2 separate regions of the Mus musculus genome follow, and region 1 is linked to region 2. A link is a contact called in ENCODE Hi-C or POLR2A ChIA-PET data. All regions are on one chromosome and are shown on one strand. The core of a region is the stretch at or near the end of the contact, and the rest is flanking DNA. Distances in the headings are between cores, read along the strand shown. Region 1 holds the start of Hoxc8 (homeobox C8). Region 2 holds the start of Hoxc13 (homeobox C13).

Region 1 (2,927 bases), core at 100-2,599, 69 kb after region 2:
ATACATACAGTACATACAGTGTGTGTGTGTGTGTGTGTGTGTGTGTGTGTGTGTGTGTGTGTTTGGAGTGTGCTCCAAGGTGGCCTCACATACTGTAGAGGAAGAAGACAGGGGGAAAAATCATTCTTATTCATCTTCATGAGCACAATAGCCCACACGCACACATTGTTCTTATGCTTTCTTCTCTTTTCTCTCTGAATTAAGCCCACATAACTGCAAACACCATGGCCAGAGAAGGGTGTTGGTTATTTTTTTTCCATTAGAATTAACTTGAATTTGTCCAGTCTTGGGCATGGGGATGCTGCCCCCGCCCAGAAAGTGTGGGTAAATATTTAAAGAGTGTCTGTTGACAGTTCCCTTCCACATCCTGGCCTGGGCAGCCTGCCTGGAGAAGGGCTTGTGTGTGCAGGGAATCCTGAGGGCCCCTCTAGGTTGAGCTGGCATTTCCTAAGGGATGGTGGTTTATGAGAACCAGTAAGAGGTCTACTCTTTTGCACCCTTCAGTCCAGCTGTAATCTCCAAAAATGAAATCTCTTGAGTTGGGCTAGACAGAAACCTGGGCACACAAACTATTCCTTTGAGTCCCCATAAACAGCTTTGCTCTCAGGTTCTCCCAGCCAAGCCTATTGGGGTTCCCTACTCCTTGGAGAGGTTGCTTTCTATAGGTCATGCTGAGGCATATAGAGTGCCCCCCAAGAGCAGTCAAGAGACAAGAGTCCCCAGGATATAAAAATGACAGAGCAGCTCCAGACCTTGAAGAGAGACCAGAGGCTGGAGATTGTGCAGGCTGAAGGGTTTGGGGTACATGATCACCATGCTGGGCTTCTCAGAGTCCTCAGACTTAAGGAACCTCAGAGAACTCATCTTTTGGATTGCAGGCTCAGCCCTGACTTACTAACTCTCACCTCCTGGGGGTCCTCTACCTGTTGAGGTAACCTGAGTTGACCTGATGGCTCAGGTATCTCTCAAAAAGGAAAGAAAAGGGGGAACACCTTCAAACTAGAGTGCACACCTTGGAAAAGCTGGCCTTGTCCATTAGCTAGGGCTGGCTCACCACCCCCTACACACACCACACCCCCATTCCTCGCCTCTCCTCCCTCCCTCTCCTCCAGGTCCCCCCCCCCAGCCCTGAACCCCCTCTCCCCCAGTCTCTCTCTCTCTCTCTCTCTCTCTCTCTCTCTCTCTCTCTCCCTCTCCCTCTCCCTCTCTCTCTCTCTCTCTCTCTCTCTCTCTCTCTCTCTTGCTCGCTCGCTCGCTCGCTCGCTCGCCTGTCTTCATGTCGTGGATTGATGAACGCGAATCGCGTGTAAGCGCCGCCACCGCCGGGAGTCTGAGGAATTCGCCTGGGCTGTTAGAGGAAAGAGCTAAGTGAGAGCGCGCGCTCTACCTACCGACAGTGAGCAGAGAGCTGCAGCCGCCCGAGCCCGCAGCCGGCACCGCGCCCCCACCTGCCCAGCCCCCAGCCCAGCAGTCCAGCCCGGGGGAGCCGGCCAGCTTGGGGTTCGGTCCCGGGGGGAGGGGAGTTTCGGGGATACCCGGCGGGGGAGCGTGATCCAAGGGGAGGGGGCCGCGGGTTTTCATGTACCCAGCATGAGCTCCTACTTCGTCAACCCCCTGTTTTCCAAATACAAAGGCGGCGAGTCCCTGGAACCGGCCTATTACGACTGCCGGTTCCCTCAGAGCGTGGGCAGAAGCCATGCGCTGGTGTACGGGCCCGGCGGCTCCGCGCCCGGTTTCCAGCACGCCTCGCACCACGTCCAAGACTTCTTCCACCACGGCACCTCCGGCATCTCCAACTCGGGCTACCAGCAGAACCCATGCTCGCTGAGCTGCCACGGAGACGCCTCCAAATTCTATGGCTACGAGGCGCTCCCCAGACAGTCCCTTTATGGGGCTCAGCAAGAGGCGAGCGTGGTGCAATATCCCGACTGTAAATCCTCCGCCAACACTAACAGTAGCGAAGGACAAGGCCACTTAAATCAGAACTCGTCTCCCAGCCTCATGTTTCCATGGATGAGACCCCACGGTGAGAAGCCTTTTCTCTTTCCCCCTTGGTCTCCCGCGCTCCGGGGTCTTCCCCCCTCCCTCGCCTCCTTTTTGTCTGCCCTAGCTCGCTTTCCTTCCTGGCTTTGGGGGTCTCTCCCACTCCACTCCCGTGCCTGGGTGGGTTCCTGGGAGATTGAAAGGCTTGGCTGGGGGTGGAGCGTGGGGTGCCTGAGACATTGTGCTTGTTGGGGTGAAGGTGGGGGAAAGGTGACTTGTGGGTGCAAAGGGTTAAAAATCGTTTTCTCTATTCCTTCTGTCTCTCCTTCTTCCCATCTGTAAAGCCAAAGTTGGGGAGATGGCTGGCAAGGACACCCTAAGTAAACTGAGGTTATCAGTCTTTGGGGTTGGTAGCCAGTTTTCCCAAAGACATTTCCCAACGCCAGCCATCCCAAGACAGTGACCAGACTGTTGGGTGAAAAGGAGACCCTTTGCTATCTCCCCCTAGTCAGGGAGAGGGGCAAGACCTCCCCTCTCCCAAGGACAAGCATTCTGCCTCTCTAGGATTGTCACTTCTTCCCCTCAGAGAAGCAGCCTGAAGGCCACTACCCCAACTTTTCTGTACTTCCTCCAATTGAAGAGAAGACTGAAAGCCCGAGAAGAGGAAAATGATTGCTCAAAAGGAGAGAGGGGTCATACCAAGTAGGGGCCTCTGAGATCCAGGGTACTCGAGTCAGGCTACCCGCCAATCAAGAACTATGGAGTCTCTTGGAAAGCTGTTTAGGTCATGAGCCCCTCCAAGGGTGGCCCTTCATGGCCCAATTTCGAAGTACAGGGGGAAGAGATAACGACAAGTTCCGGCAGGGATGGCCCTTGATTTATTTTTGGTCTCCAGTTAGCAATCAGGCAGAGCAGTGATACATTCCAGAAGATCAATTATTTTT
Region 2 (2,903 bases), core at 268-2,767:
TCTGTGTGAACATCAGCACCCAGCATTTAAAACGTGTGGCAGAGGCAAGAAGGAGAGAGACACCGCAGCCCCCCTCTCTCCCTCTTTATTATTTTTTTCCTGCTCTCTCGCTCGCTCTTTATTACTTCTTCTCCTCAGGGAGGGGTATGTGTGAAAGGGAGCTTGGCACAATTCCATGGAGATGCCCCTCTGCAAAGGGGTGACTCTACTGAGGCCCTAACCAGTGGGGGGGGGGGCGCAGAAAAAAGTGAGTGTTATAAAAATCAGTAACTTGGTGCTAATTTGTTCTTGACATAGAAGACAGTTCGGGATCTAAGTACTCTGCCTGAACAAGAGTGATCCTGAAAGGAAACTGGGAATAAGGCAGCTTAAACTTAAGCTGCCTGGCTCCTTAGCGCTTATCACCCCATCAGCCCAAGCCATTGAGGAGGGGGGGTGGTCTTGTACTTGTATGTTTGGAGTTGCACCTGTCAGAAGTCCCTTTAAAGAGCGGCAGGTTTTCTCTGCTTTCTACAGTTCCTTGTGTGAACCCAAAGAGACTCTTGCAAGCATCCCGGCCTTTCCTTTTGCTCAGTCAGAATCTGCTTCTGTTTCTTTGAGAGTGGGGGCGGGGGGAGTCTCCGGTATCCCTTTTGTATGCTGAAATGGCAATCTGTCCTTCTGCCCCTCTCCGTTAGCCTCTGCTTCTCGCTGAGTGTATTTCATCATTTCTCTCCCCACATCGGGACGAAGTCTGCATTTGGGAAATCCAATCGCCCAATCATGTCTGATACAGGAGAGAGCCCTTTTCCAGACAAACTGGGGCTTTGGGGAAAGCCTCTGAGGTCGGAGTTTGAGACTCTGGTTTCGGCACCAAAGGCTCGGTGAGGTCCTTGTCCGCCGTGAGCTGACTGCCACAGCTGGAGCCTTCCTAGCTAGATTTATTATTATTATTATTACTATTACTATTATTACTAAAATTCCAGGTTTGCCTCCATTCTCAGCTCCAAGCCCCAATTTAGAGACTTCGGTAGTCAAAGCCATCTGTTTGAGAACCGGAGCCTCTCAGCGTCTCTCAGTCCAGAGCCTAGGAGGAGGAGCCATCCTCTTCTCCCTAGGTCCCTTTGCGTCGGCCAAATTAAGCCTCTCTGCCCCCCTCCCCTAACAAGGCTTGCCTAGGGGGCGTTGCCCGTCCCTTTAAATCTCCCAGCTCTCTCCTCCTTTTCCTTTCCAGTGAGCCAATCAACAAAGTTCTCATTTCTTTCCGCCCCGCCCCATCTCCCGGGGAGGGAACCCCAGGAGACCCAGGCTTAGCATCACGTGCAGCGGCTGTGGTCACGTGGGAACCAGGGGCGTGCTATGGTGAGGAGGGCGGGAGTCGCCGGATTTCTTAATGAAGTGTGTCCGCATGCGTAGTGGGAATGCGGCTAGGGAGGGGGAAGCACCGGGGGGGGGGGTGGCGGGGGGAGGAGGGGAGGGGTGGAGAGAGAGAGAGAAGGGAGGAGGGATGGGGGAGGGAAAAAGAGAGCGAGGTGTCTCCCTAGCTCGCTGCCTCTGGCAAGTGGAGTTTTTAAAAAGCTGGAGCAGATCATGTCATGACGACTTCGCTGCTCCTGCACCCGCGCTGGCCGGAGAGCCTTATGTACGTCTATGAGGACAGCGCGGCGGAGAGCGGCAGCGGCGGCGGCGGGGGAGGCGGCGGCGCGGGCGGCGCGGGGGGTGGCTGCAGCGGAGCGAGCCCCGGCAAAGCCCCGAGCATGGACGGGCTGGGCGGTAGCTGCCCGGCCAGCCACTGCCGCGACCTGCTCCCGCACCCTGTATTGGCCCGCCCGCCGGCTCCTCTGGGTGCCCCTCAGGGCGCCGTCTACACGGACATCCCAGCCCCGGAGGCGGCGCGCCAATGCGCCCCACCGCCGGCGCCCCCCACCTCGTCCAGCGCCACCCTGGGCTATGGTTACCCATTTGGGGGCAGCTACTACGGCTGCCGCCTGTCGCACAACGTGAACCTGCAGCAGAAGCCTTGCGCCTACCATCCGGGGGACAAGTACCCAGAGCCGTCGGGCGCGCTGCCTGGTGACGACCTGTCCTCCAGGGCTAAGGAGTTCGCCTTCTACCCCAGCTTCGCCAGCTCCTACCAGGCAATGCCCGGCTACCTGGACGTGTCGGTGGTGCCTGGGATCAGCGGGCACCCGGAGCCGCGTCACGACGCGCTCATCCCTGTTGAAGGCTACCAGCACTGGGCTCTTTCCAATGGCTGGGACAGTCAGGTGTACTGCTCCAAGGAGCAGTCGCAGTCCGCCCACCTCTGGAAGTCTCCCTTCCCAGGTAAGGAAGGGGCTTGAGCGGCGGCGCCGCCGCCGCCGCCAGGGACCCCTCCCCGCCCTGCCTGCCCCGCGGCTCCGCGCCTCAGCCACCCCCGCCGTCTGGCCCCGGCGCGCCGGCTCGGCTAGGCTGTCGATGGAGCCGGCCGGGCGAGCTATGCTGAGGAATGCGCTGGGGAAGAAATCTGCTCCGACACGTTCCCCGGAGCTGCCGGGTCCAGAGTGAAGCAATCAGAGGCGCCCGAGCGCCGGCTCGGCTCGGCTCTGGTCGGGAGCTCGCCTCCTCCTCCCCCAGCCTGCTCCAGCCTCATTCAGGGATCCTGGCCCCTAAATCCGCTTCCAGCCAGGAATGGGTTGGGGTTGGGCCTCTGGTGTCTTGGAACTTAGTCCAAAACCCTCAACCCAGTGGATAGTTGGGATTTGGGGAGAGTATAAGAACCTTTACCTTGCCCGAGTTTTCAGGAGCTGTCAACCACCAGATACTATAGCATTAAAATGGGGATCTAATTCTCCAGAGCCTATAGAAATGTACAATTTTTTTTCTTTTTAAATTTAACCATGAATGTTTTATAAGAGCACAGAAGAGATTTTTAAAAATCTCTG

What was found. Hi-C counts contacts between places; a loop is a spot of excess contacts on that map. ChIA-PET counts read pairs that join two places held with the same protein, here RNA polymerase II (POLR2A).
Region 1: a map of ES-E14 shows a loop between it and region 2 (2.0-fold over the local background). The contact joins the promoter of Hoxc8 here to the promoter of Hoxc13 in region 2. A Hi-C loop is called at or near these places in 1 of 37 maps with a recorded cell type or tissue (ES-E14). POLR2A ChIA-PET finds 5 or more read pairs at or near these places in 2 of 5 experiments (both embryonic stem cell).

The regions. Positions count from the first base shown.
Region 1 is chr15:102,989,190-102,992,116 of GRCm38, forward strand. Hoxc8 (homeobox C8) reads left to right here and starts at 1,350. Exons shown (of 2, transcript NM_010466.2): 1 at 1,350-2,026. The coding sequence starts at 1,591.
Region 2 is chr15:102,919,614-102,922,516 of GRCm38, forward strand. Hoxc13 (homeobox C13) reads left to right here and starts at 1,518. Exons shown (of 2, transcript NM_010464.2): 1 at 1,518-2,304. The coding sequence starts at 1,575.